Regions from separate parts of the Homo sapiens genome. Here regions 1, 2, 3 and 4 are each linked to region 5. Evidence: chromatin contacts called from ENCODE Hi-C or POLR2A ChIA-PET data. All regions are on one chromosome and are shown on one strand. The core of a region is the stretch at or near the end of the contact, and the rest is flanking DNA. Distances in the headings are between cores, read along the strand shown. Region 1 holds the start of ZNF91 (zinc finger protein 91). Region 2 holds the start of ZNF726 (zinc finger protein 726). Region 3 holds the start of ZNF681 (zinc finger protein 681). Region 4 holds the start of ZNF675 (zinc finger protein 675). Region 5 holds the start of ZNF430 (zinc finger protein 430).

Evidence for each region. Hi-C counts contacts between places; a loop is a spot of excess contacts on that map. ChIA-PET counts read pairs that join two places held with the same protein, here RNA polymerase II (POLR2A). Pooled maps may share reads with other maps.
Region 1: a loop to region 5 is called in a pooled map, with 9 times the contacts of the local background. The contact joins the promoter of ZNF91 here to the promoter of ZNF430 in region 5. A Hi-C loop is called at or near these places in 1 of 37 single-sample maps with no recorded cell type and 5 of 50 pooled maps. POLR2A ChIA-PET finds 5 or more read pairs at or near these places in 2 of 52 experiments (CD4-positive, alpha-beta T cell and naive thymus-derived CD4-positive, alpha-beta T cell).
Region 2: a map of naive thymus-derived CD4-positive, alpha-beta T cell shows a loop between it and region 5 (22-fold over the local background). The contact joins the promoter of ZNF726 here to the promoter of ZNF430 in region 5. A Hi-C loop is called at or near these places in 1 of 168 maps with a recorded cell type or tissue (naive thymus-derived CD4-positive, alpha-beta T cell) and 4 of 50 pooled maps. POLR2A ChIA-PET finds 5 or more read pairs at or near these places in 1 of 52 experiments (activated CD8-positive, alpha-beta T cell).
Region 3: a loop to region 5 is called in a map of naive thymus-derived CD4-positive, alpha-beta T cell, with 6 times the contacts of the local background. The contact joins the promoter of ZNF681 here to the promoter of ZNF430 in region 5. A Hi-C loop is called at or near these places in 1 of 168 maps with a recorded cell type or tissue (naive thymus-derived CD4-positive, alpha-beta T cell) and 7 of 50 pooled maps. POLR2A ChIA-PET finds 5 or more read pairs at or near these places in 1 of 52 experiments (activated CD4-positive, alpha-beta T cell).
Region 4: a map of naive thymus-derived CD4-positive, alpha-beta T cell shows a loop between it and region 5 (8-fold over the local background). The contact joins the promoter of ZNF675 here to the promoter of ZNF430 in region 5. A Hi-C loop is called at or near these places in 1 of 168 maps with a recorded cell type or tissue (naive thymus-derived CD4-positive, alpha-beta T cell) and 11 of 50 pooled maps. POLR2A ChIA-PET finds 5 or more read pairs at or near these places in 1 of 52 experiments (activated naive CD4-positive, alpha-beta T cell).

What each region holds. Positions count from the first base shown.
Region 1 is chr19:23,394,114-23,396,813 of GRCh38, reverse strand. It overlaps ZNF91 (zinc finger protein 91), which reads left to right and starts at 1,343. Exons shown (of 4, transcript NM_003430.4): 1 at 1,343-1,489. The coding sequence starts at 1,460. RefSeq lists an enhancer at 1,073-1,941.
Region 2 is chr19:23,913,503-23,916,202 of GRCh38, reverse strand. It overlaps ZNF726 (zinc finger protein 726), which reads right to left and starts at 1,317. Exons shown (of 4, transcript NM_001244038.2): 1 at 1,206-1,317. The coding sequence starts at 1,208.
Region 3 is chr19:23,757,465-23,760,164 of GRCh38, reverse strand. It overlaps ZNF681 (zinc finger protein 681), which reads left to right and starts at 1,274. Exons shown (of 4, transcript NM_138286.3): 1 at 1,274-1,418. The coding sequence starts at 1,416. It also overlaps a transcript of RPSA2 not described here. RefSeq lists an enhancer at 1,076-1,594.
Region 4 is chr19:23,685,902-23,688,601 of GRCh38, reverse strand. It overlaps ZNF675 (zinc finger protein 675), which reads left to right and starts at 1,390. Exons shown (of 4, transcript NM_138330.3): 1 at 1,390-1,571. The coding sequence starts at 1,569. RefSeq lists enhancers at 1,123-1,172, 1,463-1,852, 1,984-2,700.
Region 5 is chr19:21,019,270-21,021,969 of GRCh38, reverse strand. It overlaps ZNF430 (zinc finger protein 430), which reads right to left and starts at 1,313. Exons shown (of 5, transcript NM_025189.4): 1 at 1,167-1,313. The coding sequence starts at 1,169. RefSeq lists enhancers at 438-1,029, 1,030-1,623.

The DNA.
Region 1 (2,700 bases), core at 94-2,593, 2.4 Mb before region 5:
AACAAAAGCAAAATATGCTTTTGATGAAGAAAGTTAGAAACATTTGTCTGCTTTGAAATTACTTAAAGGTTCCTTCAAATTGAAAAAGTAAAAATAATGTAGATTAAAATGAAATATAAAAAGTTAAACAATGGACCGGCATCATGGCTTACCCATGTAATCCCACTACTTTGGGAGGCTAAGGCAGGTGGATCACCTGAGGCCAGGAGTTCGAGACCAGCCTGGCCAACATGGTGAAACCGCATCTCTACTAAAAATACAAAAAATTAGTCAGGTGTGGTGGTGCACCTGTCATCCCAGCTACTCCAGAGGCTGAGGGAGGAGAATCCCTTGGACCTGAAAGGCAGAGGTTGCAGTGAGCCGAGATCGTGCCGCTGGACTTCAGCCTGGGCCACAGAGCAAGACTCAGTCTCAAAAAAAAAAAATTAAAAAATTATAAGAGATCATAAAATATGTATAAAAATCTAGAGAGGTCAAAAAAATTTTAATGTATTTTTATTTTTATTTTTTGCTGGGGTGCAGTGGCATGATCTCAACTCACTACAACCTCCGCCTCCCGGGTTCAGGCGATTCTCCTGCCTCAGCCTCCGGAGTAGCTGGGATTACAGACGTGTGCCACCATGCTCAGCTAATTTTTATATTTTATTTTTCATTTTTTTGAAATGGAATTTCACTCTTATTGTTCAGTCTGGAATGTATTGGCGCGATCTAGGCTTACTGCAACCTTGGCCTCCCGGGTTCTAGCAATTCTCCTGCCTCAGCCTCCCGAGTAGTTGGGATTACAGGCACGCACCACCATGCTCAATAATTTTGTATTTTTAGTAGAGATGGGGTTTCACCATGTTAGCCAGACTGGTCTCGGACTCCTGACCTCAGGAGATCCACCTGCCTCGGCCTCCCAAAGTGTTGGGATTACAGGTGTGAGCCACGGCGCCCGGCTGAGAGACTTACAATGTTTTATCAAATTAGCTTTATTATTGATAATACACAATAAAGTAAAAGTTGATTTTCTCTGGAACAAAAATTTTATGTATTATTAATATACATCAAATATTTTTGTTCACATTTTGAATACATTGAAAGAGAGCAAAGAAGAGAGAGGATTTTCCCATGCTCTGAGGTGGGCCTGGCTGAGCTGAGGAAGCCCTGCCTGAAAAGGCTGCAGCCTACGCTGTCACTCTTTCTTCATTCAGCCCAGTGTCTGATCACATCTTCTGTCACTCAGGGCCTGAGAAGGCGGGGCCTTAAACGTTATCTAATCAGGGACGCTGGGCTGGGAACTGTCCAATCAGGCACAAAGCTGGAGCGGACAGGGCGGCTTCCGGGATGTGGCTGGGCCTTTGTCTCTCGCTGCCGCCGGAGTTTCCAGGTCTCGACTTCACTGCTCTGTGTCCTCTGCTCCAGGAGGCCCAGCCTGTGTGGCCCTGTGACCTGCAGGTATTGGAGAGCCACAGCTAAGATGCCAGGAACCCCTGGAAGCCTAGAAATGGTGAGACTGCCAGGTGCGACGTCCCGAGAGAGGGAACGGGGCTCGTTGAAACCGGTGGGATGCGGCTGTGGCGAGCCTCAGGCCTTCCTTCAGTCAGCTCCACAATCCGTGCCCGGGTTCTCCTTGCCCAGCTCGGCCTCAGTCCCCTTCAGCGATAAGATGGCGGCTGCGTTGACAGGCGGGCTCCGGGCGTCCTGTCTCTTCCCTGCCCAGTGACTGTGTCCTGGCCTGGAGCCCTCTCTGGGCAGCTCTGCTCCCGCAGCGCCGCGTCTCTCCCAGATTGTGCAGGGATCACGGGAGGGTCGTCAGGGGAGAATCCTGACTGGAGGTGCTGGCTCATGAATAGGAAGCACTTTAGTCCGTGGGGTTCCCAGGGCCTCTTTTTTTCTATTAAAAATTTATGGGCGTCACCGCGAAAAGATTAAATAATTTAATCAAAGAGTGATTCAAACATTGTAGAGCACCCAGCTATGGTTTGTAATTTGTGGTCTATGAAAGGCCTTGAAGGAGATATTTTTATAAGGTTCATGGTAAAGAAAACCAAATTCAGTAATTTGCTAGGTACAGTTATGTAGGTTTTGTTTTGTTTTGTTTTTTGAAAAGGAGTTTTGCTCTCTCGCGCGGGCTGGAGTGCAGTGGCGTGATCTCGGCTCACCGCAACCTCTGCCTTCCGGGTTCAAGCGATTCTCCTGCCTCAGCCCTAGTAGCTGGGATTACAGGCGCCTGCCACCACACCAGGCCAATTTTTTTATTTTTCGGAGAGACGGGGTTTCACCTTGTTGGCCAGGCTGGTCTGGAACTCCTGACCTTAGGTGATCCACCCACCTTGGCCTCCGAAAGTGCTGGAATTACAGGCGTGAACCACCGCACCTGGCCTAGTTTCTTAATTTTTACAATCTAGGTGGAAATATCCTTCTTATGTAATCAGAGCTTAATTGGCAGTTTATAGTTGCTTAAGCCTAAATTTTGCTTCTGCCAATGTAGTAATTTACCAAAAAATGCTCTTGAGTTTAGATTTTTATTTTTAGAAGTAGAAATCCGAGGACTAGAGCCACCTCAATCTAATTGCCTGCCACTTAATTTTTCTCACACTCAAAAGGGGACGATTTTTCCCTGAATTTTTTACATGTGTCTCAAGCAGGGCCTCAAGTCCACCCCTCATCCCCTGTTCCTCCAGCCTAACTCTGGCTTGCAGTAAAATACTAAATTTC
Region 2 (2,700 bases), core at 68-2,567, 2.9 Mb before region 5:
CAAGCCAGTCAGGCTGGAGGAATAAGGGATGAGGGGCAGACTTGAGGCCCTGCTTGGGACACTTGTGAAAAATTCAGGGAAAAAATCAGTCCCCTGTGGAGTGTGAAAACCATTAAGTGGCAGGAAATTAGATTGAGGTGGCTCTAGTCCCTGGATTTCTACTTCTAAAAAAAAAGTCTAAACTCAAGAGCATTTTTTTGTAAATTACTACATTGGCAGAAACAAAATTCAGGCTTAACGCTTAACCAACTATAAACTGCCAATTAAGCTCTGATTACATAACCATGATATTTCCACCTTGATTGTAAAAATTAAGAACTAGGACGGGGGCAGTGGCTCACGCCTGTAATCCCAGAACTTTGGAAGGCCGAGGTGGGTGGATCACCTGAGGTCAGGAGATCGAGACCTGCCTGACCAACACGGTGAAACCCCCGTCTCCGCTAAAAATAAAAAAAATTGCCAAATGTGGTGGCAGGCGCCTGTAGTCCCAACTACTAGGGAGGCTGAGGCAGAAAAATCGCTTGAACCCGGGAGGTGGAGGTTGCAGTGAGCCGAGATCACGAAACTGCACTTCAGCCTGGGCAACAGAGACTCTGCCTCAAAAAAAAAAGAAAATGAAAACAAAACAACAACAACAAAATAACAACAAAATCTACATAACCGTACCTAGCCAATTACGGAATTTGGTTTTATGATGAAACTTATAAAAACCTTTCCTTCCATGGAATACAAATTAGAAACCACAGCAAGGTGCTCTAAAATTTTTGAATCACACTTTAAATTATTTAATGTTTTTGCAGTGAGGCCCATAAATTTTTAATAGGAAAAAATGGCCTGAAAACCCCACGGACCAAAGCTCTTCCCATTCATGAGCCCGCACCCGGAGTCAGGATTCTGCCCTGACGTTCCTCCCATGGTCCCTGCACAATCTGGGAGAGACGCGGGGCTACTGGTGCAGAGCTGCCCAAAGAGGGCTCCAGGCCAGGGCACAGTCACTGCGCAGTGAAGAGACAGAACGCCCGGGAGCCCGGCTGTCAGCGCAGCCGCCATCTTAAGGCTGAAGGGACTGAGGCCGAGCTGGGCAACAACTCGGGCGCAGATTGTAAAACTGACAGCGAGGAGGCCTGAGTCCCGCCACTGCCGCTTCCCACCGGTTCCAGCCAGCCCCGTTCCCTCTCTTGGGATGTCGCACCCGGCACTCTCACCATTTCTAGGCTTCCAGGGGGCAGGTCACAGGGCCACAGAGGCTGCGCCCCTAAAAGCAGAAGACACAGAGTAGTGAGGACGAGACCTGGAGCTCCGGCCGCAGATAGAGACAAAGGCCCCGCCAAATCCCGGAAGCCGCCCTGTTCGCTCCAGCTGCGTGCCTGATTGGACAGTTCCCAGGACAGCGTCTCTGATTGGATAACGTTTAAGAACCCCGCTTTCTAAGGCCCTGAGTGACAGAAGATGTCATCAGACGTTGGGCTGAATGAAGAAAGATTGACAGCCTAAGCCTCAGCCTTTTCAGGCGGGGCTTCCTCCCGGAGCTGAACGAGGCCCATCTCAGAACACGGAAAAATTTTCTCTCTTCTTTGCTGTCTTTTTTTCAACGTATTAAATATGTGAATAATTTTTTTTTTAGACAAAGTTTCGCTCTTGTTGTCCAGGCTGGAGTGCAATGGCGCGATCTCGGCTCACTGCAACCTTCGCCTTCCGGGATCAAGCGATTCTCCTGCCTCAGCCTCCATAGTAGCTGGGACTACAGGTGCACACAGCCACACCGGGCTAATTTTTGTTTTTTGGTTTTTTTTAGTAGAGATGGGGTTTCGCCACGTTAGCCAGGCTGGTTTCGAACTTCTGACCTCAGGAGATCCACCCGCCTCGACCTCCCAAAATGCTAGGATTACAGTCGTGAGCCACCATGCCTGGCCGACTCGATATTATCTTTAAAGCAAAATTAGGAATACCTTTATTCCCCAGATGTTGGAATATCTGGACACTCCTCCGTCTGGTTCTGCTTAGTAAACATTATTAATTCATTTCCTTAACCATAAATATCTAGAGGCTAGGAATGCCTAACTTACTGAGAATGCAGCCCAGCGAGTCTCAGCGTCATTTTCCTAGCTCTCTCTCAAAACGGAGTCGCTCTGGTTCAAATGATTCTGACATATTTTTCGCCTTCCTTTACAAGAGGACCCTTAATCCTAAGAGTTGCAGAGAGACAAAGATTCGTCTTCTGTAACTTTTTCAGGCTGATTAGGGGCGATAATATTCCTGCCTAACCATTGGTCTCTTGCATTCAGGGTAGAGAGAAATTCAGTCAGACAGTGTTGGTATGGTGAAGGTCGTTCATAACTTCTAGTTCCAAAAGAAGGTGATGTCTAGAAGATTAATAAGCGTCCAATTTAAGAAAGCATTTAGTGAGCTTGTCTTGCATTCCTACACAAAGAGTACAACCACAATATATTCCACAACAGCAAAGCAAAATTAGTAAAATTATTCCACGTAAACTAAACAGGAAAGCCTTTCAAGAAGTGGGCAGTTGTTAGAACCAAACTGATATATGGTTCACTGATAGCACATAAATGGCAGAGATGTGAGTGCATAAAACTTTTATGCCCTGGGTTATGTTATGTAAATAGTCTGGAGCACACACAAAACATTTGGTTTTGATCAAAGCATAGGTTTCCTTTTGAGTCTCTGTTTAAATGTCTACAT
Region 3 (2,700 bases), core at 25-2,524, 2.7 Mb before region 5:
TGACTGGGTTTTCCCCCAGCTCCACACTTTGTTAACCATTTCCTGGGAAGAGCTTAGGAACCTCCTGTGCTCTAGTGAGTTAGGGCCTCCCCTCACAGGGTATTGGCAAGGAGAAATTCTGAGACTCTGTGACTGAGAAGCTAGCACAGTGCTTGACAAGTACCTATGGGAACTGTCGTCCTCTGTAACTATCATGTAGCCTTGGAGTGTTGAGATGGCCTGGCCTGGCCTGAGGCTTGGCAAAGCTGTTTGAGGGTCAGCTGCTTTAGGCTCCCACTTTCTCCTCAATCAAAGTGGCTGCTTTTGTGTCTGTTTATTTATGGTTTTAAAAACCTGATATATAGGCCGGGCGCGGTGGCTCACACCTGTAACCCCAGCACTTTGGGAGGCTGAGGCGGGCCAATCACGAGGTCAGGAGTTCAAGACCAGCCTGGCCAACATAGTGAAACCCCGTCTCTACTAAAAATGCAAAAATTAGCCGGGCATGGTGGCACGCACCTGTAGTCCCAGCTCCTCGGGAGGCTGAGGCAAGAGAATCACTTGAACCCAGGAGGCAGAGGTTGTTGTGATCTGAGATTGTGCCACTGCACTCCATCCTGGGCAACAGAGCGAGACTCCGTCTCAAAAAAAAAAAAAAAAAAACCTGATATATAAATAGAAAGTGCAGCTGGAGGTGCCGAGGCTCAGTGTCTAGGGCTGTGCTTCATGGGCTTCCTTGCTGGCATGTGGCCAGGTGAACTCTGGGTGTAAGGTGGCTCCTACCCTGGATCTACAATCCCCACCACCTCTCCCAGGCCTGAGTAACCAACACAACGCAGTGCTAAAGAGCGCGTGAGTGACGGGCATCAAGCCCATCCAGGAAGATTTGAATGCCATCTGGGCTGGGGGCTGTCGGGGTAGGGACTATGGCTGCCAGAAACCAGGACGGTCATAAAAGATGAAATATTAAAATAATTGTTATTATATATATTTTTATTTTTGAATAGCTATCTAGTATATTATTTGAAATGCATGTGACCTTACACAGAAGGTTAAAGGCAAATACCCTGTTGGGTGGGCCTGGCTTAGCTCAGGGAGGGAGCCCTGTCTGAAAACGCTGCAACTTACGTTGTTAGTCTTCATTCAGCAGAGCATCTGATCACATCTTCTGTCACTCAGGACCTGAGGGGTGGGGTTTTAATCATTATCCAGTCAGGGACGCTGGGCTGGGAACTGTCCAATCAGGCATGCAGCTGGAGCAGACAGGGCGGCTTCCGGGATTGGCGGGGCCTTTGTCTCTCCCTTCAGCCCGAGCTCCGGGTCTCGTCTTCACTGCTCTGTGTCCTCTTCTTCTAGAGGCCCAGCCTCTATGGCCCTCTGACCTGCAGGTATTGGCGATCCATAGCTAAGACGCCAGGTCCCCCGGAAACCTAGAAATGGTGAGAATGTCGGGTCCGACATCCCGAGAGAGGGGAAGGGGCTGTGGCGGGACTCAGACCTCGCCGCAGTCAGCTCCACAATTTGCGCCCTGAGTTCTCCTCGCCCAGGCGGCCTCAGTCCACTTGGACCATAAGATGGCGGCTGCGCTGACAGCCAGCCCCCCGGGCGTCCTTTCTCCTCCCTGCTCAGTGACTGTGTCCTGGCCTGCAGCTCTCTCTGGGTGGCTCTGCATCCGCAGCGCCGGGTCTCTCCCAGATTGTGCAGGGACCACGGGAGGGTCGTCAGGGGCGAATCCTGACGGGTGCCGGGTTCATGAATGGGAAGAGCTTTGGTCCGTGGCGTTCCTAGTCTCTCTTTCCTTTCATTAAAAATGTATGAGAGTCAAAAGGCCTGGCGCGGTGGCTCGCGCGTGTAATTCCAGCACTTTGGGAGGCCGAGACAGCCTCCCGAGTAGGTGTAATTACAGACATTTGCCACCACGCCCGGCTAAATTGTTTTCTTTTCATATGGCCATTAGAAAAATAGATGAAGCAGTCATGGTCCCTACAATCCAGGAGCTTTTAGTCTAGCAACTGGATAAATGGTTAAATTAAGCATCATATAATTGGTACAATAAATAGATGTGTGCAGAAAATTTGGGCTCTATTTGTGCCACTTTATATAATTGTGACTTGCGATGTCATCACCTGAAGGGATATTTATAGACAGAAGAATTATTTCTATTTCCATTTCTTTTACCTTGTTAATACATATTTATCTTTTAATAAAATTACCCTAGAAAACCTTTATAAATGTGTTCAAATTGCTTATTAGTATATGTCATATAATTGATAGGGCAGGGTCTAAGAAAGATTAAAATTATACAAACTCTGAGATTTAAGGATTTTTTTTTTAAGGTAAGTTTAGGAAAAACAGAACTGGAAATACCCCAGTGGCATAGAGAACAGAATTCTATATAGAGTCCACTCCCTGCCCCAGTTCTGCTCAGGTTCACCTTTTTGGAGGCCTTATTTAGGTCTGGCCCTACCCTTAAGTCTTGCCTCATAGAACTGATTTTTGGAGATCGGAGTTTTGGCTGGTGAATTCTGCTGCTAGGGCTGGTGCTTACAATTCCTGAAACACAAAAGCAGATAAATTAAAAAAATAAAGTATATATTTTATGGTTATAATTTTTTATTAAAACTAGTGCTTGCATTCTATCTAGCAACTTGTTTTCTATTCTTACAGATCTAGTAGTTGCTCTACAAGTCACAAACAAGTAAACAGACACAATATAAATTT
Region 4 (2,700 bases), core at 141-2,640, 2.7 Mb before region 5:
GGGCCTCCCATTTTATATATGTTGGGCCTAGTAATATGTTCTATTGTGCAAAATATTCTGGGCCTGGGTAAAAGAAGAGAGCCACATAACCTGAATGCAGAACTTAGCAATATGTCATGATGCACCCTGTGGGTAGCGCCAATGCAAGAAAAAAGACTCACATTACCTTTATTCTTGACTTAAAGTCTTATGTCTTGTAAGAGAATATTGAATAATGCAAAAATACATGTAGACATGTCTGCGTGTGATTGGTGCTTATACTCACACAGTTCACCACACCACAGGAGAAAACAGATAACCACAGGCTGACCGTTAGGGCCAAGGCCAAATAGCAAAATAAGTTTGCCTTTAATCTATTTTCTCCATATCTAAACATTGGAGGTTAAGACTGTGGACAGATCTGAAGATACAGAGTTTTCTTGTTTTGTGGCTTCATCATTCTTTGTTCACTGTCTGATGTTTGGAATTAAGGTGAGCAACAGGTGGGCAGCAGTAGTTAATAAAATAACCAGAGGTAACCACAGGTCGACCTGTGGTTATTTTATTCTATCTGTCCTCTGTTCTTTCTATGGTCACTAACTGTTTTTTCCTTGGAATTGAAGAGAGATGTTGGTAGAGAGAGGCTGTCCCCTCACCTCTGGCAAAAAAGGGATGTTCAGGCTCTTCTTCACCCCCCTGACATCAGAGCTGCATTTTAATGTGGCAGCTATTGGCCACGTGTGGCTACTGGGTGCCTGGAATGTGGCTGGTCTGAATTGCAATGTGTTAGGTAAAATAGAGTTATTTTCAAAGATTTAGTTCCATATATGTGTGTGTGTGTGTGTGTGTGTGTGTGTGTGTGTATACACATATATACATATATATGTGTATTTCATCAATAATTTCATATTGCTCTCATACTAAAATGATAGTACTTTGGATATATTGGGTTAGATTGTTACAATCAATTCCACTTGTTTTTTTCTTTTTAAAGTTTGACTACTAGAAAATTTAAAATTCACATGTGGCTCACATTTTATTTGAGGATTGCCTCTTTTTAAAATTCTCAGGCTGCCTACTCAAAGGACCAGAAGCCAGGAAGGTCATAAAGTCTGAAATTCTAAAATAATTATTATTATATTATTTTTCTTTGTGAGTAGCCATATATCATTTATAAATGTATATGACCTTATACACAAGGTTAAATACAAATACCCTATGGGATGGGCCTGGCTCAGCTAAAAGAGGAAGCCCCGGCTGAAAAGGCTGCAGCGCAGGCTATCAGTCTTCACTCAGCCCAGTGTCTGATCACATCTTCTGTCACTCAGGGCCTGAAGGGTCAGGACCTTAAACGTTGTCCAATCAGGCACGCTGGGCTGGGAACCGTCCAATCAGGCACGCAGCTGGAGCAGACAAGATGGCTTCCGGGATTTGGCGGCGCCTTTGTCTCTCGCTGCAGCCGGAGCTCCAGGTCTCGCTTTCATTGCTCTGTGTCCTCTGCTCCTAGAGGTCCAGCCTCTGTGGGCCTGTGACCTGCAGAAATTGAGAGATCCACAGCTAAGACTCCAGGACCCCCTGGAAGCCTAGAAATGGTGAGAGTTACGGGTGCGACATCCCGAGAGGGGGAAGGGGCTGGTTGGAACCCGTGGGAAATGGCTATGGCGGGACTCAGGCCTCCCCGCAGTCAGCTCCACAATCTGCACCCCGAGTTCTCCTTCCCCAGCTCGGCTCAGTCCCCTGCAGCCATAAGATGGCGGCGCGCTGACAGCCAGCCCCGGGGCATCCCGTCTCTTCTCTGCCTAGTGACTGTGCCCTGGCCTGTAGCCCTCTCTGGGCAGCTCTGTACCCGCAGCGCCGCATTTCTCTCAGATTGTGCAGGGACCACAGGAGGGCCGTCACCGGAGAATCCTGACTCAGGGTGCGGGTTCATTAATGGGAAGAGTTTTGGTCCGTGGGGTTCCCAGTTCCTGTTTTCTCCTATTAAAATTTTATGGGAGGGCCGGGCGCGGTGGCTCAGGTCAGTAATACCAGCACTTTGGGAGACCGAGGTGGGTGGATCACCTGAGGTCAGGAGTTCAAGACCAGCCTGACCAACATGGTGAAACCCCGTTTCTACTAAAAATACAAAATTAGCCGGGCGTGGTGGCACATGCCTGTAATCCCAGATACTCAGAAGGCTGAGGCAGGAGAACCGCTTGAACCCGGGAGGTGGCGGTTGCAGTGAGCCGAGATGACGCCATTGCACTCCAGCCTGGTTAACAAGACCGAAACTCCGTCTTAAAAAATATATAAATAAATAAGTTAAATAAATAAATAAATTATGGGGATCACCACAAAAATATTGGAGAATTTAATCAAAGAGTGATTCAAAAATTGTGGAGCATTCAGCTGTGGTTTGGAGCTTGTGACTTTATGAGAGCAGCTTGAAGGAAAGACTTTTAAAGGTACATGATGAAGAAAACCAAATTAAATAATTGGTTAGGTACAGTTCATAGTTACTTGACTTGTACAATTAAGGTGGACATTTCCTGGTTATGTAATCAGAGGTTAATTGGCAGTTTATGATTGGTTAAGCCTAAATTTTTGTTTCCCTCAATTCAGTAATTTGCAAAAAAATGCATTTGAGTTAGAGTTTTTAAAAAATAGGAACCCAGGGACTAGAGTAACCTCCGTCTAATTGCCTGCTACTTAGTTATTTTCACACTCCACAGGAGACTGATT
Region 5 (2,700 bases), core at 64-2,563:
GCTACTCAAAAGGCTGAGGCAGGAGAAGCTTGAACACAGGCAGCGGCAGAAGTTGTAGTGAGCCGAGATTGTGCCACTGCACTCCAGCCTGGGCGACAAGAGCGAGACTCCATCTCAAAAAAAAAAAAAAAAAAAAAAAAAAAAAATCTAACTCAGGCGCATCGTTTTGAAAATTACTACATTGAAAGACACAAAATTCAGGCTTAATCAACTGTATACTGCCAATTAAGGTCTGATTACACAACCAGAAAATTTTCACCTTTATTGTACAAACTAAGAAACTACATAACGGTACCTAACCAATTACTGAATTTGGCTTTCTTCATCATGCACCTTATAAAAGTCTTTCCTTCAAGCCCCGCCATGAACAACAAATTACAAACCACAGCTGGGTGCTCAACAGTTTTTTAATCACTCTTTGATTAATTTCTTTAATATTTTTGTGGTGACTTCTGTACATTTTTTTTTTCCGAGACGGAGTCTTGCTCTGTTACACAGGCTGTAGTGCAGTGGCGCTATCTCGGCTCACTGCAATCTCCACCTCCCAGGTTCAAGTGATTCTCCTGCCTCAGTCTCCCAAGTAGCTGGGACTACAGGCGTGTACCACCATGCCCGGCAAATTTTTGTATTTTTAGTAAAGACGGGGTTTCACTATGCTGGCCAGGCTGGTCTTGAACTCTCCTGACTTAGTGATGCGCCCGCCTCGGCCTCCCAAAGTACTGGGATTACAGACGTGAGCCACCCCTCCCGGTCTGTACATTTTTAATAGGAGAAAAGAGGAACTAGGAACCCAGGACCAAAGTTCTTCCCATTCATGAACTCGCACCCCAAGTCAGGATTCTCCCGTGACGATTCTCCCGTGACGATCCTCCCGTGGTCCCTGCACAGTCTGGGAGAGACGCGGCGCTGCGGATGCAGAGCTGCCCAGAGAGGGCTCCAGGCCAGGGCACAGTCACTGCGCAAGGAAGAGACGGGACGTGCTGGGGCCCGCCTGTCAGCGCAGCCGCCATCTTAAGGCTGATGGGGACTGAGGCCCAGCTGGGCAAGAACTCGGGGCGCAGATTGTGCAGCTGACTGCCGGGAGGCCTGAGTCCCGCCACAGCCACTTCCCACCCATTACAACCAGCCCCTCCCCTCTCTGGGGATGTCGGACCCGGCACTCTCACCATTTCTAGGCTTCCAGGGGTTCCTGGCGTCTTAGCTGTAGATCTCCCAATACCTGCGGGTCACAGGGCCACAGAGCCTGGACCTCTAGGAGCAGAGGACACAGAGCGCTGAAGACGAGACCTGGAGCTCAGGCCACAGCGAGGGACAAAGGCCCCGCCAAACCCGGAAGCCGCCCTGTCCGCTTCACCTGCGTGCCTGATTGGACGGTTCCCTGCCTAGCGTCTCTGATTGGATAACATTTAAATCCCCGCCCCCTCAGGCCATGATTGACGGAAGATGTGATGAGATGCGGGGCTGAAAGAAGAGTGACAGCTTGGGCTGCATCCTTCTCTGACAGGGCTTCCTCCCTGAGCTGAGCCAGGCCCACCCCAGAGGTTATTTGCATTTAACCTTGTGTGTAAGGTCATATGCATTTATAAATAATATATGGGGCCGGTCACGGTGGCTCACGCCCGTAATCCCAACATTTTGGAAGGCTGAAGCGGGCAGATGACCTGAGGTCGGGAGTTAGAGACCAGCCTGACCAACATGGAGAAACCCAGTCTTTATAAAAAATATAAAATTAGCGGGTTGTGGTGGCCCATGTGTGTTATCCCAGGTACTCGGGAGGCTGAGGCAGGAGAACCGCTTGAACCTGGGAGGCGGAGGTTGCGGTGAGCCGAGATTGTGCCATTGCACTCCAGCCTGGGCAACAAGAGCACAACTCTGTCTAAAATATATATATATATATATATATATATATTTATTTATATATATTTATTTATATATATTTTTATATATTTATTTATATATATTTTATATATTTATATATGTATTTATTTATATATTTATATATTTATATATTTATTTATATATATTTATATATATTTATTTATATATATTTATATATATTTATTTATATATATTTGTATATATTTATTTATATATATATTTATATATATTTATATATTTATTTATGTATTTATATACATTTATATATATTTATATATATTTATATTTATATAATTATATATATTTATATATTTATATATATTTATATATATATTTATATATTTATATATATTTATATTTATATACTTATATATATTTATATATTTATATATATTTATATATATTTATATATTTATATATATTTATATATTTATATATATTTATATATAAATATTTATATATTTATATATATATATTTATATATTTATATATTTATATATATATATTTATATATTTATATATATTTATATTTATATATTTATATATTTATATTTATATATTTATATGTATATATTTATATATATTTATATTTATATTTATATATTTATATTTATATATATTTTTTATATTTATATTTTTATATATTTTTATATATTTATATATTATACATATTTATATTTATATATATTTATGTTTTTATATATATTTATATTTTTATTTTTATATATTTTTATATATATTTATATTTATATATATATAGTGGCTATTCAAAAATGAAAAGAATGTAACAATAATTATTTTAAAATTTCAGATTTTATGACC